2 separate regions of the Homo sapiens genome follow, and region 1 is linked to region 2. Evidence: chromatin loops called from intact Hi-C (ENCODE). Cell type or tissue: PC-3. All regions are shown on one strand. Links, peaks and the distances in the headings refer to the core of each region. The heading gives the core; the rest is flanking DNA.

What was found. A loop is a pair of places that touch in the nucleus more often than their neighbours do. Peaks named below come from ENCODE experiments on the same cell type or tissue, not always from the same donor. Only the 100,000 strongest peaks of a DNase experiment are listed, where the experiment ranks them.
Region 1: a loop joins it to region 2, with 10 times the contacts of the local background. A loop is called at or near these places in 2 of 110 quality-filtered maps.

The regions. Positions count from the first base shown.
Region 1 is chr21:26,711,848-26,723,336 of GRCh38, reverse strand. No RefSeq gene overlaps it. Among named protein-coding and RNA genes, the nearest start is that of ADAMTS1, 130 kb to the left of the region's middle. In PC-3, for the core only: CTCF peaks have their summits at 5,997 (motif pointing right), 7,063 and 7,264 (motif pointing left); a DNase peak (open chromatin) is centred at 7,246; H3K4me3 peaks cover 551 bases.
Region 2 is chr21:26,384,822-26,396,310 of GRCh38, reverse strand. It overlaps a transcript of CYYR1-AS1 not described here. Among named protein-coding and RNA genes, the nearest start is that of CYYR1-AS1, 15 kb to the left of the region's middle. RefSeq lists an enhancer at 5,575-6,774. In PC-3, for the core only: no CTCF peak of the experiment used is centred there; DNase peaks (open chromatin) are centred at 6,100 and 7,400; H3K4me3 peaks cover 2,114 bases; H3K27ac peaks cover 4,241 bases.

The DNA.
Region 1 (11,489 bases), core at 2,335-10,334, 330 kb before region 2:
TGAATATACCACGGGAAGAGGACTGTTGTCACTCTTTAGAATGTTTTGCATCTTTTGAGCAAAACCACCAAGGTACTCTAAAAATGACATGAGCAGGCTTCAGGACCAGTCTTATGCCCAACATCACCACATGAAGGTCTCCAGCTTTCTTCTATTGCTAATCATAGCCTCAAAATACTCCATAATTAAGAATTATAAATGCAAATTAAAGTTTAACCTATTCTCTCATTATCAATTAGTTTCTGTATGAATGCAAATATAATATCATACTCTCCATTTTAACAGAAAAGGAGTTGCATATTAGAACCAAGAAATGTGCAGGCCTTGTTCTTAAAAGATATGTAGAGAAAAGGTGTCTGGGAGGGTCCTGCAGACAAACCTTGTCAACTTTCAATTTGCCCTGAGAGTTGCCTATCCTCATTTTGTGTGCTGGCAGAAAGAATCCAGGACCCAGCCACTTTATGGTGACATTAGCAGCCTTCTTTACAATTGTAGATTGAGTAACTGCTTGCTTGTGTCTACATTCTTTTACACCAATATTACCCTAAATAAGTAAACTCCCCTTCTCCCAGTGAAAAACAATTCCACATGGTCTCTAAAGTACAGTAATGGTGGAAGATTCAGCAAATAATAATGTCCTTGAGAAAAAGAGCTGACCCTTGTTTTGTTTAGACTTTTATAGAAACCATACTTTGGGCTGGGCGCGGTGGCTCCCGCCTGTAATCCCAGCACTTTGGGAGGCCCAGGCGGGCGGATCACGAGGTCAGGAGTTCAAGACCATCCTGGCTAACACGGTGACACCCCGTCTCTACTAAAAACAAAAAAAAATTAGCCGGGCGTGGTAGCACACGCCTGTAATCCCAGCTACTCAGGAGGCTGAGGTAGGAGAATTGCTTGAACCCCAGAGGCAGAAGTTGCAGTGAGCTGAGACCCAGCTACTGCAGTCCAGCCTGGGTGACAGAGGGAGACCCCGTCTCAAAAAAGAAAAAAAAAGAAACCATACTACAGTATGTCAAAATGCCTTAAAAAAAATGAATCATTGAAAAAAACCTGACTTTGAATTCAATCAAAGGGACAGCTGATCTGATTCACCTTATTATCTGAGACATCATTGAGTATATGAATGTATACACACACACACTATGAGTTTCTTGGGGCTCTGTATAACAAATTGCCACCAACTTAGTGGCTTAAGACAGCACAAATTTATTTTCTTATATTTCTGGATGTCGGAAGTTCACAGTCAGTCTCCCTGGATGAAGGTCAAGGTGCAATCAGGGCTGGTTCCTCTTACAGATTCCAGGGGAGAAGATATTCCTCTCTCTTGTTCAGTTTCCAGCGGCTGCCTGCATTCCTTGGCTCATGACCCCTTCTTAACATTACTGCAACCTCTTGCTTCCATGGTGCTGTCTGCTGCAGACTCTAATTCTCCCTCTTATGAAGACCCCTGTGGTGATTACACTGGGCCCACTGGAATAATTCAAAATAATATTCGCATCTCAAGATCTGTAACTTAATCACATCTGCAAAATCCCTATTGCCATAAGGTAACTTACACAGGGATACAGGGTCTAAGAGCTGAATATCTTTGCGGGGCATAAGTCATCCTACACACACACACACACACACACACACACACACACACACACACACAAGCAAACATTAACAAATAAATTTTCTTTATCTTTTGTGTTACAAATGTAACTATTAAAATTACAACAGAAACCAAATAACTTCCAAGTTTTCACGATTAAAAAATAAATGCCATGGGCACTTAATAGATTGCTTTAGCTTCTAATAACAATGAAACATTTATCTAAAATATCTATAATAAGGGCCTCAGAAGACTTCATGAATATTATCTTAATTTTATTCTTGCAACATCCAAACGGAAGTGCAGTTGTCAGGTATTTTTTGATAAATACGTTGCAAAGCATAAGCTTTTGAAATAAAGGAGGTGACTTATTAAAATGTTCTAAGAATATCTGATTTACAGATGACTTTTCTTTTTTTTTTTGAGATGGAGTCTGGCTCTGTTGCCCAGGCTGGAGTGCAGTGCCGTGATCTTGGCTCACTGCAACCTCTGCCTCCCAGATTTAAGCAATTCTCCTGCCTCAGCCTGCCGAGTAGCTGGGATTACAGCCACACACCACCATGCCTGGCTAATTTTTGTACTTTTAGTAGAGACAGGGTTTCACCATGTTGGTCAGGCTGGTCTCGAACTCCTGACCTCAGGTGATCCACCCACCTCAGCCTCCCAAAGTGCTGGAATTACAGGCGTGAAACACCATGCCTGGCCTACAGATAACTTTTGATGTGGAGAAAATGAATAGGTATCTGATACTCAGCTCATGGCTTAATTGCAAGTACCTAGATTAAGTAAGCAATTGTGATTGCCTCCTAACTTTAAAAAAAAGTTGCATAATATAAATCATATACGCTATCTTTGTGTTTAGCTTCTCATTACGAGTCATGTTTCTATGTCTTATTATTTCTTAAAGTCCCACTGAGATCCTAACAGACTGTAACAGAAATGCATGTTACATGTAGCTGAGCATTTAAATTCAATATCAGTTATACATTTGAAAGAAAATTAGCATCCATTAGTTCACATAAAAATGAGCGTCTTTCCACCAAAACTTTAGACATTTCTTAATGATTTGCCCTGTTATACTATAAATTCCTGCAATCAAGTGACCTTATCTCATTCCTCTTGGTGTCTTCCTACAATATTCCTGCCAATACTTACATTAGATCAATTCTGCCGATAACTTCAGAATCTAGAAAGGTCAACTTTATTTCTTTACATGCTTCTTCTAAATCTGCTCCTTTTCCTTTAGCATTTTCATGATGTCTCCTAACCAACTGTTAACCTGTAACTGAGATGGTCTTTCTTTTATTTTTACTTCTAATTCTTACCTACCCATTTGAAATGAACCTGTTAAAATGGTTGTCCCTGAAGTAGCATTTCCCTTTACATCCTACAAAGATCCACAGCTTCTACTAGAATTATCGGAGTGTTTGTGCATGTATGTATGTGTGTCTGTGCGTGCGTGTATGTGTGTATATGTGCAAATTATCTTTCCAGTTTGGAAGGCTGGTGGTTGCATGTAGGCATATATTTTCATAGGCTCTCATTTCCTGAGGCTTTACCATTTGCTTTAGAGATTAGGGAATGCCCATTCCAAAAATAGCCAAGTTCTTGGTGCATAAAGGATGTTTTTATCTGCCAGCCACCACTGCCCAGGCTGCAGTTCAGGCTTTCTCTTCTTCCTGTCCTCCCGCTCCTCATGTCTTTGCCAGTGTGCCAGAGCTCTGTGGGTGGCCCGCTGTCATCACTCTGCACCTGTCCCAATTAGCAGGCCTGAGACGCCGCCAAGGCAGCTTGCGTGCTGTGGACTAGTGCGTTGTGTGACCTCATGGCTGGCAAGGCAGCGGCTCTATGGTATGTGGTGTCTAGACGCCATTTGTTGGGCCTGCCCGGTGGGCAAAAGCTGTGTGTGGTATTGGAGGTTTCCCACAGCTGTGTTCACAGGCTGAAAAAGACTCACCAGAGGCTGGACAGCTGGGACCAGGTCATCCATCTCAGTGCCCTCAGAGTTCATCACGGGCCTGACACATGATAGGTGTTCATAGATCTTTGTTGAAATTACAGTGGTTTAGGGCAATATTGATTTTCAACTGTTGCCACAAAATCTGGGAGAGTGTTGAGATGAAGAACATGAATGCTGGAGGCAGAAGGACCCTGGGTTCAAATTCTGACTTTGCCACTTTCCAGCCATATGACATTAGGGAGGTGTGACAATGACCCCATGTCTCAGTTTCCTTATATTTTATGGGGACACTAGTAGCCCCATCTTATAGAGTTGTGATTATTAGAACAGCTTATTCTTGAATAGCTCTTAACACATAACCAGGCATGTGCCTAAGGCTCTAGAGATGCTACACTTTTCATAATCACCACATTTCATCTGCAGTCGCCCGCCAGCCTGCCCACTGTCATCATTTTCTCATTCTGATGTTCTACATATGTGACATACCTTAAACACTACCTTTTTTTTTTTTTTTTTTTTGAAACAGAGTCTCTCCCTGTCGCCCAGGCTGGAGTACAGCAGCGCGATCTCGGCTCACTGCAACCTATGCCTCCTGGGTTCAAGCGATTCTCCTGCCTCAGCCTCCTGAGTAGCTGGGATTACAGGCGCGTGCCACCACACCTGGCTAATTTTTTCTTTTTTTCTTTTTTTTTTTTTTTGTATTTTTAGTAGAGACGGGGTTTCACCATGTTGGTCAGGCTGGTCTCGAACTCCTGACCTTGTGATCTGCCCACCTCAGCCTCCCAAAGTGCTGGGATTACAGGCATGAGCCACCATGCCCGGCCTAAACACTGCTTTTAAAATATTACTAGTAAATGAATTCAGCAAAACTATTTCTTTCTCTTTCTGTGTTAAAGGTTTTAAACTGGCTGTTAGGAACATGTTCCCTGAGATGGGGCATTACCGTCTTCATCCTCTTTGCAAAGACAGGGGGAAGGGACTAGGAGGCCTGGGACTTCCTTCTGAATCTTCTACTTTCAAGGAAAGGACAACAAAATACACAAATGTTAATAGACCACACACCTTTCTCCTTAAATTCAGGAGGTCTAGTGTGACTCATTTTGCTGTCAGAAGCTATTTTACTGAAGGTAGAAAACAATAAAATGCAATGGTGATATAATTTGGATATTTGTTCCCTCTCAAATCTCATGTTGAATTGTAATCCCCAGTGTTGCAGGTGGGGCCTCGTGGGAGGTGTTTGGATCATGGATGTGGATTTCTCATGAATGGCTTAGCACCAGCCTCTTGGTGCTCTTGTCGAGATACTGAGTGAGTTCTTGTGAAATCTAGTTGTTTAAAGGTATGTGGCACCTCACCCCCGACTCTCTCTCTCTCCTGTTCTGGCCATGTGCCTGCTCCTGCTTTGCCTTCTGCCACGACTGTAAGTTTCCTGAGGCCTCCACAGAAGCCAAGCAGATGCCAGCACCATACTTCCTGTACTGCCTACAAAACCATGAGCCAATTAAACCTCTTTTATAAATTACCCAGTCTCAGGTATTTTTTATAGCAATGCAAGAATGGCCAATTGAAAACCAGAACAGATATTATTTCGGAAGCAATAAGTATTAGCTAAAATTTAATGTGCCCTAAAATGTACCTACGAAGTTCTGTGACAAAAAGAAAAATAAGCTTATGGAAGTAAAAACAGATATGAGGGTAGCATTTCTTTAGGATGAAAAGAAAGGAGAAAGCATCTGTAGGGCCCATCTCGATGAAAGAACTCTGGTTGGCTGAGATGGCTCCAGGTTCTGCAGAAAGCTGATGAGAATGGAATTTTCCATTTTCCAAAGCAAGTGATAGTGAGCTTTCCTTAGGTATTGATGGGATCCAGCCTCCTTCCTGCATACTGCAAGAGAAGTGGGAGTGGAGATTTGAGGCTTCTGAAAATAGAACTAAATTAGTTTCACCCTCAGAGCTGTAATTTCCTATCCCCTTACCCCACCTACACACACACACACACACATACACACACACACACACACACACACACACACACACAGGCGCGCACACAGGCACCTGTCCATTTCATTTCCTTCTGGACTATATGTGCAGGTATTAATTGTGTAGTATTAATTTATTGTGTAGAATGACTTAGGAAACGTTTCTACACAAAGGGTAAAACCTTCAGGGTACTAACTTGGGGTTCATTTTGGTCACGTTTTACCAGATGGCACCAATGTCAATTGCTGAGTCTCTGGTGTACCCCGAAATCTGGCTTCTGAAGCCACCAAATCATATCTTCTTGGTGAATCTATATACACATTATGGATAATTTCACCATCAGCAGCAGCAGTCTCTTTGTCTTCCAAGGACAAAAAGAGAAGACAACTTTCATATTAACATCATTAAATAAAAAGTTAAAAAGTAAATTTCCTTATTCAACCACAAGGTGGAGCATTTAACCCAGAATCAGCTGCCACTAAATCTGTTCATAATATTTTATTTTTATGCGAGCATTTTTACTGTTTGGGGAAGGGATCTAAAGCTGAAATAAAAGAGAATATTGTGTCTTAAAAATCTTAATTTTAAATAAAACCCAGCAATCTATGCTTGAATACGATTTTCTAAAAAATGAGCTGCATTAGAAAAGATCTTAATGGTTAAATTGTAAGCAATCCCAGATTATTTGATGTACCAAGTGACAGATTTATGTAAGCCCACAGCTTCAAATGGACAGATTTGTAAAATGCAGGAGTTATAAATAAGAAACCTAGATTTTTTTTGTTGCATTCAAATTGACTCGAGAAACCTAATTCATCTGTCTCCTTAGACCTAAATTTTTACCACTACATTAATACAAACCAATTTTCATTATTATATTTGTTTGAAGACTACCTTTAAAGGCAAGGCATAATATGTAACACAAGTGAGAAAACTCCTTCCAAATCAAAGGTCTTAAAAAGGATGACTTTCACCTAAGTTGATGACAGTTAAATGAAAACAAATTATAATGTATTTTGAATGTGCTTAAAACACAGGTTGCAGTTGACCTGTTCTCTTGTATATAAAAAGAACCAATAAATTTAAGTAAGAGTTATTGCCTTATACCATGAAAACTACACAGGGCTTTGATCATGTGGTCAGGAGTAAGTTCCAGGAAGGATCTTACCAACTCAATGTACAGTTCATGTGTTTCCAGAAATACAAAGAAGGATGGGGATCGCAGAAGTCACATTTTGTGAGATGGAGCCAGCCGCACTGGGTGCCTCCTGGTGATGTCTAAAGTGAGTATTAACAGCATCCTCAGAAGAACAACAGGCATTCTCAAGGGACTTTTGTAGAAAGGGTTCAATTGGACATACAAAAGTGGGGGAGGGCAGGGAAAGTGGCAGGGCTGTCTTAGCTAGGGAGGCGGTGGGGACATCGTGAAGTGACTCAAAGCACAGGTATTGGTGCTTTCTTTTTTACTCAACTTTTCATCCAGGTGTCTTTGCTTTCACCTGCTTCTACAGGATCATGATTCTCTAGGAATTATGAGCCCATTCTAAGGCTGAACCCTGCCTTAGTCCACAGGTAGGCATCACTTCTGTTTGAAAGGAAAGGTGTAGGTTACTGAAAGCAAGAGGCACGCACAGATGAAGGAGAATTCCTATAACTTCCTAGCACAGGGATGCGTGGCACTCCTTGGAGACTGGGGCGTCTGCAGGCTTTGCTGTGGTGCCACCTAGTGTTGACAACTATCATTGCAGTTTTTTGATGGTACTGGTTCTGATGCTGACCACCGGCTGCTAGTCCCCGAACTGCCAAGCCCTCCTTCATCTCTGCAATTTCTCTTAGATCAGAGAAAGTGGAATGACCCAGCTTCCTGGGCAGTAGAGAGGACCACAGGCACATAACAGAAAGTGAGACAGGGTTTGTTGAAGAAAAGATGTATTGCTTAGTTTTACAAACCTTTTATCTTCTACAAATACTTTGTTGTAACAAACAGCCCACCTGATCACCAACTCCACTCCCATTATCATAAGAACATGCGGAGGGGCGGGGGGACACTCAGGTCTTTAATCTACTTGATTTTTGTGACTTCCATGGAGTTACTTGAGGCACCACCTCAAGGGCCTAAAGCCACACTCTCAGGCCCTAGGTCGCTGGCTCCATGGCAGGGATTCTCCTCCAACCCCAAGAGAAAAGAGAAGCAAATAAGTAAAAACAGCTTTCCCTTTTGCATGTTTGACTTGCAGCCATTTGTATGTGTTTCCTAGAACTCCTGTAACAATGTACCACAAACTGGGTGGTTTAAAACAACAGAAATTTACTTTTGCACAGTTCTGAAGACTAGAAGTCCAAACTTAAGGCACTCATAGGGGCACACTCCCTCTGAGTCTTTGGATAGAAATATCAGAGGCTTTTGAACCAGAGTGACTCTATCTGGAATAGGGGCTGGGTAAAGTGAAGCTGAGACCTACTGGGCTGCATTCCCAGGAGGTTGGGCATTCCAAAGTCACAGGATGAGATAGGAGATCGGCACAAGATACAGGCCACAAAGGCCTTGCTGATAAAACAGTTTGCAGTAAAGAAGCCAGCTAAAATCCATCAAAACCAAGATGGTGATGAGAGTGACCTCTGGTCGTCGTCACTGCTACACTCCCATCAACGCCATGATAGTTAACAAATGCCATGGCAATGTCAGGAAGATACCTTAAATGGCCTAAAGAGGGGAGGCATGAACAATCCACTCATCTCATTGTTTAGCGTGTAATCAAGAAATAACCATAAAAATGGGCAACCAGCAGCCCTCGGGACTGTTCTGCCTATGGAATGGCCATTCTTTATTCTTTCACTCTCTTAATAAACTTGTTTTCACTTTACTCTATGGACTTGTCCTGAATTCTTTCTTGCAAGAGATCCAAGAGCCCTCTTTGGGGGTCTGGATCTGGACCCCTTTCCAGTAACAGAATATTTCCTTGCCTCTTCCTAGCTTCTGATGGCGACCATCAATCCTGTCCAATCCTTGGCTTACAGCTACATGGTTTCAGTCTCTACATCTGTGCCCACCTGGTGCTCTCTCCTTGTGTGTTTCTCTTGATATAGTCTTCCCTTTTCTTATAAGGCATCAGTCATATTGGATTAGGGCCCATCCTAATGACCTCATCATAACTTGATTACATCTGCAAAGACCCTATTTCCAAATAAGGTCACATTCTCAGGTACATGGGATAGGTCTTCAAAGTATCTTTTTGGGGGTCACAATTCAACCCCTGACCATTCTACCATTTTGGCTGAGAGGTGTCCAGTGCAAAATCAGAAGTTTTTAGACATTTCTTTGTAGAATTTATATAAATTTTCAAAACATTTTTTGCTCCAGTAAACTAATTTTGTTTTCTCTGGAGCTGAGGCACACAAGTCAATACAGTTATCTCATGCTTGCCAACAAAGCATCCTACAAGACATTTAACAATTTTTGAAAAGCTCTACAGCAAGTTAGGGACAAAAGTGCTCTCTTTATCACACTCCCTTCCAAACAGAACAAAACAAAACAAAACAAAAACTTCAGAGCAACTCTATAAATCATAACAGAGAACAATGCTGTTCACTGATAATTATTTCAAAACTTACATCATGAATTTGGGCTTATCAAATACCGTGATACTTTGAACAACTCCACTAAAAGAGAGAACAGGGACATAGTGCTTATTTGATTTTTACCTCAACATTTGGTTTCATTTCTGATTATCCTTTCTTGGTGCCAAAAATTTTGAGAATATTAAGGAGTTGGGACATTCCATATAGTTCCTAGGTGAAGGAGAATGGTTCCATATAACATTTACATATGAAGTTATTTAAAAAATATTTCCAACTAAATGTAAGAACTCAACATTTGCACCAATATAGAAATTGTGTAGAGCTATCATCAAAATGAAAAAACAGATTTTTAATTTACCACCTTAGTTAGTCCTAAGTCGTGGTAAAATATCAACATAGCTTATGAAAAAAAGCAATAGATGATTAATTCAGAATTGGAAGTGCCTCATGTGGATGGCCCAATTATCCATGTAGATAAGACAGTTGTAATTTCGTTTAATTTAGTCATCATTAAGGGAAGTTATATTTAACTCTGAGTCTAAATTCCACAAAGCAAAATTTTAAAAAGCTCAAATTGTCCAATAATTAATTATCCCTGATGCAGTTAAAACAAATAATTTGTTTTCATCTGATTTATGAACACTCAAAATCATTTACTCGAAGCCAATGACTCAGAAAATAAAATATGCAAGAAGTAGGTATGCTGGTTTATTTTAGAAAAATACTTAAGCAATCATTTAATTTCTAAAGGAAATCCATGCATGTTTTCCTTATTAGTTGCAATGTGTTACAACAATATAGACCACTGGTATAATGAACATTGATTTGTTCAAGAAAGAGCTGGGAGACTGTATTGTGTAGTAGGTAAGGATGTGTCTTCTGAGAATCTTAGCTCAACAATTTACCTACCATGAGCAAGTCCTTTTATCTTTTTAAGCCTTGACTTTCTCAAATATAAATTGAAAATATTAATAATAAAGACAGCACCTAATTTTATTTATGTGGCAGAGAAAATACTATGAGTTTTCCAAATAATTTTATTTTCTATTTGGGCACACAGGTAGACTACACTTCCCAGCTTAACTTGAACCACGTGGATGCTGTTATTAATTCAGGTCAATGGCATGTGAGCAGAACAGGTGCATGTCATTTCCAGACCTGGCCTCTAAAATGTTCCATGAGCCCTTTGGCTCCAATGGTCCAAAGGAAGAAGCCTGGATCCCTGAATCACTGCTTAAAGAAAAGGGACTTCGAGATGAGTAAGAAACAAATCTCTCTTTGTTAAGCTGCTGAGATTTTGCGATGCTTGTTACAGTCATTCACATGGTCCAAATGATAAACTACATCAAAAGGTTGTCATAATATTAAAAGAGACAGTAATCATAGAGTGCCTAGCATGGACTAAGCATCCAATAATTGATGGATATTATTAATGTTAGTACTTAAAAATCAAAGAAATGTATAATGTCCTGTTGAACATCTAGCCTTTGATAATAGTTAAAATATCTTGAGAAAAAATATAGATATTGATTATACATATACATACTCTATTCTATAATGCATAAAATTATATTACTTAATGTAGTATAATCTCTCTCCATATCTTCTGAAGCAGTGCTTTAACATTGGTATTAAGGATTGAATAAATGAATGATAGTTTCAGTGCATAAATTAGTGCATGAATACAGTGTAATGGAGGAATATTTCCTGTTTAATTGCACTGGGTAGAGTTACTATGTACCCTATACATATAGACATTTTTGAAGACTCAAGAATGACAAATTTACTTAACCCCAAAGGGGAGGAGGAACACAAAGGTAGCTTCAACAAATATTATATGCTAGTTCTTACCTGGTACGGTGAATGCATGAGTGTTTGATTACTACACTTCCTGACTTCCATACACTTTTATCTATTCTGTTTGTGGACAACTGTAATATAATGACGGTTTAAAAAATAAAACTAATATTCAGTATAACTGATTTCTGATTATGTAGAAGACTTGAAAGGGATTTGTCATCAGAGTTTATTACATGAACAATCACTGTGACTAACAAGATAAAGGACTGAGACATTAAAATGCTTTTGACATTCACATTATACAAAAAAGACACTTGTACATGCATGTTTATGGCAGCACAATTTGCAATTGCAAAAATATAGAACCAGCCCAAATGCCCATCAATCAACCAGTGGATAAAGAAAATGTGATATATGTATATACATATATATACCCTGGAATACTACTCAACCATATAAGGGAATGAAATAATGGCATTTGCAGCAATCTGGATGGAATTGGAGACCATTATTCTAAGTGAAGTAAGTCAGGAATAGAAAATCAAACATTTTATGCTCTCATTCATAAGTGGCAGT
Region 2 (11,489 bases), core at 2,115-10,114:
CTAAAAAATATCTATAAGTGGCCAGGTGCAGTGGCTCACGCCTGTAATCCCAGCAGTTTGGGAGACCAAGGCAGGTGGATCACGAGGTCAAGAGACTGAGACCATCCTGGCCAATATGGTGAAACCCCATCTCCAGGAAAAATACAAAAATTAGCTGGCTGTGATGGCACGCACTTCTAATCCCAACTATTCAGGAGGCTGAGGCAGGGGAATCGCTTGAACCCAGGAGGTGGAGTTTGCAGTGAGCCCAGATCGTGCCGTTGCAGTCCAGCCCGGGAGACAGAGTGAGACTCTGTCTCAAAAAAAAAAAAAAAAAAAAAAAAAAAAAAAAAATATATATATATATATATATATATATATATATACACACACACACGTATATATATATATACACATATGTATATATATATACATATATATACACATATATATACACATATATAAGCTTTATCTCACTATATTGCTATATTTCTGAATCATAACTAAATGCTTTTTCAAAAAAAATGTATTCTTTAAATGAAAGGAGTTGAAAAAATGTTGATATAATCAAGGAAAGCTATTGAGTTTAAGATAAGCAGAGAGCGTGGCCTTCATCCTTAATCCCCACCACCTGATCCAGTTCCTGGTGGTTTCATAAAGTTTGTTGAATGACTTTTTTAAAAAAGCAGAAGTTATTTGTAGATGGCAATAATCCCATCTAAGAGTCTGAAGAGACATTTGACAGAGCCATGGAGCAGTATAGCAAATACTTAGGAAATGGTAGGTCCACATAATGTAAATTTACTTGAAGTCATATTAGGTGGAGATCTGTAAGCTTATTTTGAAATATAAAGATTTGATTATATTTTTGTGAAATACAGTCTTATTTCTATCATATGCTCATCTTCATCATACCTGCCATTTGCATTTTGACATCATGATGGGGAACAGGAAGCGGTAATCGGCCTCAGGCACAAATTTACCTCCAGGTGAAGTGAGAGGGATGACCATTTGCTTGGCTCACTTGGTTACACTTAGGGAATAGGGATTTGGGAGAGTTTGGGAACCACAGAGCCATTCTTTCTGAGGACTCTTCCCTGGTGCTGCCAGATTTCAGGGTTTGAGGTTCACAACACAAGACGCTTGTGATCTTCTCTCTCCTTCCCATTCTGACATTCCAGTATGGGGCACTGTTTGTTGGCTGGTCTCTGTTAAATACAAGGATTCCTCCATAGGGTAAGAAATTTGAGGGTGAAGTAGATTCCCTGTCCCAGGCTTCTGAGTACCTTGGGAGCTGGACTGTATGCCATTTAGCATCATATTCCAAAGCCAAGGTCAGTGCTTGGTTGATGGAAGACACGTAAACACTGGTAAACACATGTAAACACTGGCTGTAAACATCTGTGGAGTGAATCAGTGCATTTTGAGATTTGGCAGAGTAACGTCCACTGCACCTTTCCAAGGGGAAAGGTTTCAAAACCATAAACAACTTCATTCGGCAAGTTAGGAAACAGATCTAATTTGTGCACAATTTGACATGAGGTAACTTTTTGGAAGGTATACATGATAAGCATAATGTATTCAACTTCCTAGAAAAATCAATGGCTTCCACTTATATTCAAACCAGGAAATTTGGTTCTTTATGTATAATCGTTAATGGTCAACTATGGCCGAGATCAATTTAGTCCATATACTTTGATATGGAAAGACTATTATGTCTTTATTTCTTTAAATCAACTTAGTTCAACTTTGTGACTCACTCCGTTGGAATTCCTACTCATGCTTGGCCCCATCCTCTAAATCCCACCACCATGCACGCACACACATAAGGTGCATACACCCACACATATAGACACGCGCTCTCAGATCAGGCACTGAGAAGGCAAAGAAAACAATAAAACAGCAGAAGGATCCATCTAAGATCCTTGAATTTTTTGCTCTACTACTGAATACATCTATTATGGTCTCTTTATGTCTAGCGACACAGCCTCTGTGTCTCACTTAGGGTTGGGGATTTGGGTAAGGCTGGGAACCACGAACTATTCCTTTCTAAGGCCTGATCACTCTCCCTGGAACTGCCAGACTGCGGGGCTTGAGGTCCTTCCTCCCTTTCCCATTCTGACTCAACTCTTTCCCTGCATTCAGAACCACTCCCCTTCTCACCAACTTTGGAACTCCATTTCTTCTAAAGGGCTGAGATTTTTATATAAAGCCAAAAAAAGCTTTGGATTTAAGATTGCTTATGTTTTCTGCCAGACTAACATCCATGTGGCAAGGAATTTCAAATCGTGAATTCTGCCTTGAAATAGAGCAAGGAAAAAACAGGTAGAAGAGATAAAATGTATTTCCTTAGATTGTCTGCCACAGTACAAAACCAAAGTGTTTTTGGTGAAATGCAAGAGGGGTATAAGCGGATATCTGTAATACCACAGTAGGCAAAAATACAGGCCCATAAAAGATGAATTTTAAAATTCTATTTTAGGAATTATTAATTATTATGATCTTGAAAGAATCACTTTAATTCTACATTTTTACTCATCCCACCTGAAATCCTAGTAGACTACATGGTGGTGGGATGACAGCCAGTGTGATTTGTCAGGGTGTATCTGTGTGTGTTTCCTTCTGAACTCTTACCTTACAGTATCATTTCTCTCTCAGGAGCTTGGCTTCTTTGAGAAATAAATTTAGAACTCAGGTGGGATGTCTGTGAAATAGAAGCATAAAAAGCCTAGAAAACAGTTTTTTCTGATATTGGAATCTACCTCTGATAGGCATGATTTACCATCAGATTACTTTGAGACTAACCCGACCTCTTCATACACATTTTTCATATGTGGCATACTTTGTTAAATATTTTGCTTTAAATACAAAGAAAATGTATTTATGAAAAATTATGAATTTTTTTCCAACTGACGTTGTTCTAAAGCAATTTTTAAAACTTTTATATAGAATTCTTTATTCTTTTACAAGTTGACTAAGTATTTTGCTTAAAAAAGAAAAAATATTTATACGTATATGGATAGATGCATTTTTCATGAGGAAAGAAAAATTAATATTCAAGATTCATAGGCATATCACTGAGCTACGCTACATGAGTTTCTGTGGAGTATATTCTCCTAAAATTTTGACCACCTACTGTTTCTTAAGAAATGAGGCCCATGTTATGTTGTCACTAAATAGTCAATTAGATGCCTGCTTTCAGGGACAATTACACATTTGGTATGTTTGCACATGTCTACCAAATATTTTCAAAATGCTTTGAAACCCAAACACATCCTAGAAGAATTGGCACTATTCTCAAACCCGTCAAGGGTCCTAAAGTTCCAAGTAACAATCTGGCTCACAGGCCATTACTGCTCCCACAGCTGGGCTCAACATCTGTTCTGAATATAATATGGTTTGGCTCTGTGTCCCCACCTAAATCTCACCTTGAATTGTAAATCCCATAATCCCCATGTGCCAAGGGCGGGACCAGGTGGAGGTAATTGGATCATGAGGGCAGTTTCCCCCATGCTGTTCTTGAGATAATGAGTGAGTTTCACGAGATCTGATGGTTTTATAAGTGTCTGGTATTTCCCTTGCTTGTACTACCTCCACTTTGCTGCCCTGTGCAGAAGATGTCTGTTTCTCGTTTTCCTTCTGCCATGATTGTAAGTTTCCTGAGACCTCCCCAGCCATGTGGAACTGTGAGTCAATCAAACCTCTTTCCTTTATAAATTACCCAGTCTCAGGTATTTCTTTATAGTAGTATGAAAATGGACTAACACAAAATATGTATTTACTGGTGAACAACAAGAATTCAGAGGCTGATCTGAAAGGATCAAATCAACTGGACCTATGTTAAATGTGGCCTGTATTTAAACCCTTTGCTGAATCTTTACTTTTTCCTTGAAGCTACTGTCTTCCATTAACGAGAAAAGATGTAGGAGGATTCTTATTTTATACTTTGTTTCATTTGGTTGACAGATGTAGGTTGATAATGAGTAAGGAGCCTTTAACAAGTGAGAAGGGTCTCAGATATGGCTCTTTCCTTGGCTCTAAAAACTTTATTAAATATTTCTATTATAAGACATGACTTATAAGAAATGTTGGTTACCTTCAGGGCTTGTATTTAGCTGGTGTGACTGTGTATTAAAATACTGAAATGCTTTGGTACCCTTAGAATTATCCCAAATCCCCTCCCATACCACTGCTGGGTCCTCCTGACCTCCCAATGATCTAGCAAAGAATCTAGCTCTACGTCTCTTCTGATTGGTTTGGTGTCCGTTTCATCTAGTCGTTAACTGTTTTTCACATTGTCTCAGTTCTCTTAATTATCTTGCTTTTCTGTGCTTGGAGATAAGCCAGATTGATGGTAGGGTTTACAGAATATTTTTTATAAGTAAGTCATTTTCCATTATGAAAAGAATCTTTTATTTCAAGCATTGTGTTCCTTTGGAGACACTACTAATGTAATCAACAAAACAGGAAGGAACTAGAAATTATAACACATCATATACCCAGTGCTTCTCCACCCCTAGCTTCTCATGACAATCCCTGCATTACCCATTACCCTCTCTGCTGTCTTGTGCCATGCGTGAGTCTTCTTGCCATCCCACCCCACCATACACCTGACACCCAAATTGGTTTTCCTCATTCAGCTTGCCTTACATGGGACATGCCACGTTTACACTTCCACAAATTCCTCCCATCCTTTTTATATACCCCATCCATCCATATGACTCCACTGCGTTCTTATCCTTAGGACCCTGCTTTTGGCATTCAAAGGAATCAATTAGCTCCACATTTCACTGCTGTACGGATCATTGATATTACCATGAGAAGGCAGGATTTGTATCTAGTAAGCTGTGTTTTAACTGTGACATTTTGGAGGCAGAGTTCTCAACTGTCCTTTGTTAGCCAATCCAAATGACACTCTCAATCATGAGTGCTACAGGCCTGGATAGTGATGTTGACTCAAGAAGCTGACTGAACCTGGCAGGGCCTGCAGTGCTCATGCCTACTTCCCATCTGTGTGAAAGTCCTTTCCAGGAGAATAAGCATTTTCTAAAATTGTACAGATATCTCCGAAATGAAGCAGAGCTGTTTATACCATTATCTAGTGAGTTTAAGAGAGTGTTCAGAGTGCCTGCCTGCAAGGAGCAAGCAAGGAAATAATAAATCAGTCTGCTTTTAATTTTTCAGGATGACTGGATTGGGTCCCAGGTCATCACATTGTTACGGTGTCTTAGATTTGCTTTGGCTCTAGAGTTACTACTAAGTAATAATCTCTAATCCAGTTGCACTTACCCTTCTCTCAAGTCACCTTGTGTTCAATAAGGATAAACATTACTCACTGGTATATTGTTTTAAGAGGCTTTCAAACATCATGAATATCAGACTCTACTTCTTATAGCACAATCCATTAGCCATACCTTACTGCCTGATATTTCAGACCACAAATATTTAAAATCTGCTCACTTTTTGCTCATTCTAATTCATCAAAGAATCTGATTAAAAATAGAATTTATTTCAGCTTTTGGGTTTTCTGCAAAACAGCCCTCATATTCTGCCTTGGTCTATATTTTAGGAGACTTTTGTCTTACACTGTTCCCTGTTCTGATATTTAAGAAAAAATATTGGAACATACAGGTTTGCTAAAAATGACCCAAACTACTTGAAGGAGAAACAGTAGCCAAGAGTGTGGGGGTGGCCATGGCAAAGATGTTGCCGGTTTTCAGAAATATCAAGACCATCTGCTATGTCAACAACATTTCTGCCACAGTCAAAACCAGCTGGTGAGAGGAAAGTCTCTCGGAGTGTCAGGTTCTAACATGAGTGAAGACGGCCCTCTCTAAAGGGGAAGTGTGTTTTAGAAGAGGCTTGACAGCTGGGGAGAGAGCCTGTGGGGAGTTGCAGGCCACAACAAGGTCCGGGTTTGCAAACAAAGCATAGATCAGACTGCTGATGAGGGTGTGATCATCAGAGGCAGCCATCAAGACTTAATTCTACTTGTCCTGGACATGTCTCAAGAATGCATCAGTCACACATAAGGCATTTATAGATGTGAGACACCACATTACTCACTGGAGCTTCATGTTCACACCTTGACTGGAGATCTTATGGGACATCATTAGATTCTGTTATCTCCTTTTCTTCCTGTAGCTGTCCTGGAAGAGCATGATGAGGTGGGGTGGGGTGGGAGGCTGTCTTCAGAATATTCTGGGCAGCGATGCAGTACGGGAAGAACTACTTAGTCAGAGGACACACCAGGGGAGGTGGAGAATGGAGAGTGCTCTCCCAGGAAAACATTTCCCTAGGCTATGTTTACTCAGAAAGCAAGTCATTCTTGCCACTATTCATTTCCTCCTGCAAAGCTCATGATTCTAGTTAATCAAATGGCTTCATAAAGAATGCCATTATTATTTCAAGACAGGCAGAATGTAATCTGATGTACAACAAAGACCTGCATTATATCAGGTGTATCATGAAGGTCAATTGTATTTTGTTTTCAACCCTATAGAATATTGGGGTCAGTACAATCTTGTCATTTATAAGTCTAATCTTTTATATTTAGATGTAACATTTGACCTCTTTCAAACCACTATAATAATTAGGAATATTATAAAAGTAATGTAAGTAAGTTGTGGAGTCTTTTTGTGTGTGTGTGTGCTTCCATAAACATTCCTTCTGGTTTGGAATCTATTGGCCACTACTCTTCTGTTGTATTGTACTATGTTAATGGTTTTTCAAGAAAATAAGCAAGTGATAATCTCCATTTTAGTACATCTTAGACAGTGTCCTAGAAACTCAAATGATTTTTTCTATGTAAAAACAGAACGGCCCACCTTCCCAATTTGACTTTATTTATATAGGTAATTCTCAGAATTACCATAGAGCCAGTTCCCAAGACGATTCTCTTGAATAACTCATAAGATTGCCTTCATTGCACTGTTGTCTAAATGTGAGCCTTGCAGAGATTCCTTTTCATGACAGTTCATAAATATTCTATTTCCTTTTTAGCTAGACTTGTCACTAACCAAACATTTATAGTCAACATTTGTGAGGTGGCTATCAAGACTTAATTCTGCCTCTCCATACTAGAGATATTTATGTACTTACAAAAACAGCTACTTGGATTCATTAATGACAGCTTTAAATCTTTCTCCTAAAACAGTGATTCTGCTATCTTCAAGTCTGGCAGGGAGCAGTGTGCTAACTATGTGACATGTGACTTTAGCCTGCAGGTACATTGCTACTGAGACATCATGGTCTGGTGGATACAGCATGACAATAATCTACTCTTTCATTCTGCCCTGAGGTCCCAGGTGACCTTGAGCGAGTCATTTGGCCTTGTCTTTGCATTTCAAGTTCCTTTCCACAACAATGGAAAAATCTTTGCATCTGTTCTTTGCAGGGATGCTTCTAATATTGCCTTCTTTCTTCCTGTTATACACATTCTTTTTATTATTGTTTTTCTGTTTAATATTCCCTATGATGTGACCATCCAGCATTCCTGGGTGACTGTGTAATTATGTCAGAGAGTCACAGGAAATTTTTTTTCAAGCAGGAAGTTGAGTTAGAAAGATTAGGCAACTGTAAATGCCTATGACTCCCTTTGTTTCTCATTTTTCATTGAAAGTGTGTCTACCATGGGCCGGGCACAGTGGCTCACACCTTTAATCCCAGCACTTTGGGAGGCCAAGGCAGGTGGATCACGAGGTCAGGAGATGGAGACCATCCTGGCTAACACAGTGAAACCCTGTCTCTACTGAAAATATAAAAAATTAGCCAGGCATGGTGGCGGGTGCCTGTAGTCCCAGCTACTTGGGAGGCTGAGGCAGGAAAATGGCATGAACCTGGGAGGCGGAGGTTGCAGTGAGCCGAGATGGTGCCACTGCACTCCAGTCTGAGTGACAGAGCGAGACTCCGTCTCAAATAAAAAAAAAAGAAAGAAAGTTTGTCTACCATGAACTCCATTTTCTAAAATTGCCTTCTTTCTTTCACATCTACTCCATGCCTCCTCCTTATTCCTTTTTCATATATTTCACATTTGTTTTTAATATTCCAAGCTTCCTAAACAAAAGAAAAGGCTACATATTACTAAATGCTGGTATTTTGGAGACGATGTATTCATTCAGCAAACATGTAATCAATAAAAATTCTAAAGGGCTGTCATGCAGAAACAGAACAAAGTTAGAAGAGAGGTTTAAAGAGACAAATTTGACTCAGTGTAAGTGTTTCAGGCCAGGCACAGTGGCTCATGCCTGTAATCCCAGCACTTCGGGAGGCCAAGTTGGGCACATCATCTGAAGTCAGGAGTTCGAGACCAACCTGGCCAACATGGTCAAACCTCGTCTCTACTAAAATACAAAAACTAGCCAGGTATGGTGGTGCACACCTGTAATCCCAGCTACTCAGGAGGCTGAGGCAGGAGAATCACTTGAACCTGGGAGGCAGAGGTTGCAGTGAGCTGAAATTGCACCATTGCACTATAGCCTGGGTGACAAGAGTGAAACTCTGTCCCAAAAAATAAAATAAAATAAGTGTTTCTTCTCACACAAACTCACCTGGATGTGAGTCCTGTAGGATGGAGAGCATTGCATAGCTAGCAGAAGGTGGTGATGTGCTGAAAAGAAGAGAAATTCTGGTCACCATAACTAGCTTCATGCAACTACCAGAGTTGAACAAGCTGGGCCAGCAGAATCATTGGCTTGTTCAGTAAGGTTGTCAGAACAAGTTCAACGGAAGCAAGAGTTGGTAACAGTGGGACCCATTCAGTTATTGGGAAGGAAGCTTGACAAGATAGAACCAAAGTGGCAGGCTGCAGTGTGAGGTCAGCTTTTAGGCCTTCAGAACTTTATCCCATCCTCTGCAGTGGCTACAGAACCACCATCACCATGGCAGGTAAATTCCTAGGCAAAAAGGGATGGGTCCCCAGTGAAACTCAACCTTCAAGCCAAGGACAATCTAAAGCCTGAAAACCAAAGTGTAAATCCACGAACCAGATCGAGAGCTCCCATTTCCATTTGGCATGCTCTCTCCAAATTGGTCCTTTTCCTTCACCTATTTTATGTAGACATACCCTTCCCCAAAAGGTCATCTACACTATTGTGCCTATTTCTGAATGGTGCTTTTTCAAACATACTCATAGACCAACCAGCATGCACTTCCCCATTTCAAGCCCATAAAAATCCCTAGACTTAGCCTCATGGCTAGCAACACACCTTTGGGTCCCCTCTCACTGTCAAGAGTGTTTCTGTTGCTCAATAAATTCTATTCTGCCTTACTCACTTTCTGATGTCTGTGTACCTCATTCTTCTCAGTTGTGGGACAAGAACTCAGAACTTGTCTAACCATGGGAGTAAAAGAGCTGTAACACTAGTTTTAGAAAGAAACTGGGATTTTGGGCAGTATAACCATGCAGGGCTGGGGACAGTGGTTCAGGCATGTAATCCCAACATTTTGGGAAGCCAAAGTGGGCAGATCACTTGAGCCCAGGGGTTTGAAACTAGCCCTGGGCAACATGGCAAAACCCCATCTCTACGAAAACTACAAAAAAATTAGCTGGGTATGGTGGTGCATGCCTGTAATCCCAGCTACTCAGGAAGCTGAGGTGGCAGAATCACCTGAACCCAAGAAGTCAAGGCTGCAGTGAACTGTGATCGCACCACTGCACTCCAGCCTGGATGACAGTGAAACCTTGTCAAAAAAAACAAAAACATGCACACTACTGAGAAGTAGTAGGGGAAAGGCAGCCCTGGCCCCCAGAAGCTGGTGTAGCACACACAGTTATGTCAAGTTATTCTCCTGTTAAACAATCTCACAGAATGCCAACGTCAAACGAGTTTACTCTGAGACCATGATAAAGTGAGGTAAAACAAGTCCACTTCATAATTTTATCCAAGGAAAGATAAAACCAAGGTCACTATGCTACCCACAAAATGCCAGATATTTTGTCTCTTAGCCAAAATGTGTGACTGCTACTTTATAATTAATCTACCATCTCTATAAATAAGATATATTAAGATACCCAATTATAGAATTGCCCCCACTTTCTGACAGCGTTCAATCGAGAGTGAACACCTGCTTTGTGGACCCTCTCTGACATCACTCAACCAAAGCCCAAATCCTGTAAGAAGGTCTTTCTAACACCCGCTCTCTTAGACACCCCATAGTTTCCTACAGTATATGTTCTCCTTCTGCAACAAATCATAAACTCAATTTGTTTGATTATAGGTGTGTTCCTGGTGGTATTTGCCTAGAGGGTATTGACAATACAAAGTTAGATTCAAAATAGAAGCTCAGTTCCAAGAAATGGGCATACATTTAGACAATGAGCACTTATGAAAGCTGCAAAGTTAAGAGTTGCTCAAACAGCCATGACTCGCCCGAGGGTTCTGAAATTAGTTCTCACCATGATTTAATTCCAAACCACACCAGAAAAAAAAGAGTTGATGTCACAATTCTGGCCGCAAATGAGATTTGGGGGGGTTACAAAATATACTGGGCCTGCAGTGCAGAGTTAGGAAAAGAAGCTGCAAAGAGGGAAGGAAGCTGCAATTAGTAAGCTAAGCTGTTTTTATAATGCTCTATACATTCTGGACACTTAGAGACCAGAATCCTTATGATCAGAATTGCCCAATCTGTCAATCACTGGGAGACACACTAAAGAAAACCAAATGATAATAATGCAATTACTAGGATCTAGGAAAACCTTAAGAAAATCTGTCTTTGAGTCCTTTTATACTATATCCCTTTATTTAGTTAATTTAATTTACATGCTCTTTCCCTGTCTCTTGCTCTCTGTCTCACACACACACATGTTATCAATATATCCTTTTTCTTCTATTTCCAAGCCACTTATACATACTTTCTTTTTTTTTAAAGTTTATATTTTATTTTATTTTATTTTTTATTATTATACTTTAAGTTTTAGGGTACATGTGCACAATGTGCAGGTTAATTACATATGTATACATGTGCCATGCTGGTGCGCTGCACCCACTAACTCGTCATCTAGCATTAGGTATATCTCCCAATGCTATCCCTCCCCCAACCCCACAACAGTCCCCAGAGTGTGATGTTCCCCTTCCTGTGTCCATTTATACATACTTTCAAGGCTAGATGTTCTAACTTGCTTTATTCTCTGCTTAAAGCAGTGGGTCTCGACTTTGGCTGCACATAAAAATGGATGGGAAGTGTTTAAAAAAAAAAAAAAAAAAAAAAGAACAACTCAGTGCCCAGGCCACACTCCAGTCCAATTAAACTGGAATCTCTGGAATAACATCCTGGTATTGGGGTTTTTTTCCTTATTATTCATTCCAATGGGCAGCCAAGATTGAGACCCACTGGCTTAGAGTTGCTCCTTCCCCAGACAAAGGTCTCATTATGTAACTGGTGAGTCCCTTTCCAAGTAACAGGCCATACCCTTCAGCTATGTTCCTCTAACACAACTATTCTTAACCAGCCTGCAGACCCCACCTGGAGGGTTATAATTTGAGAGTTCTTGGGTGAACTCAGTCAGCTGT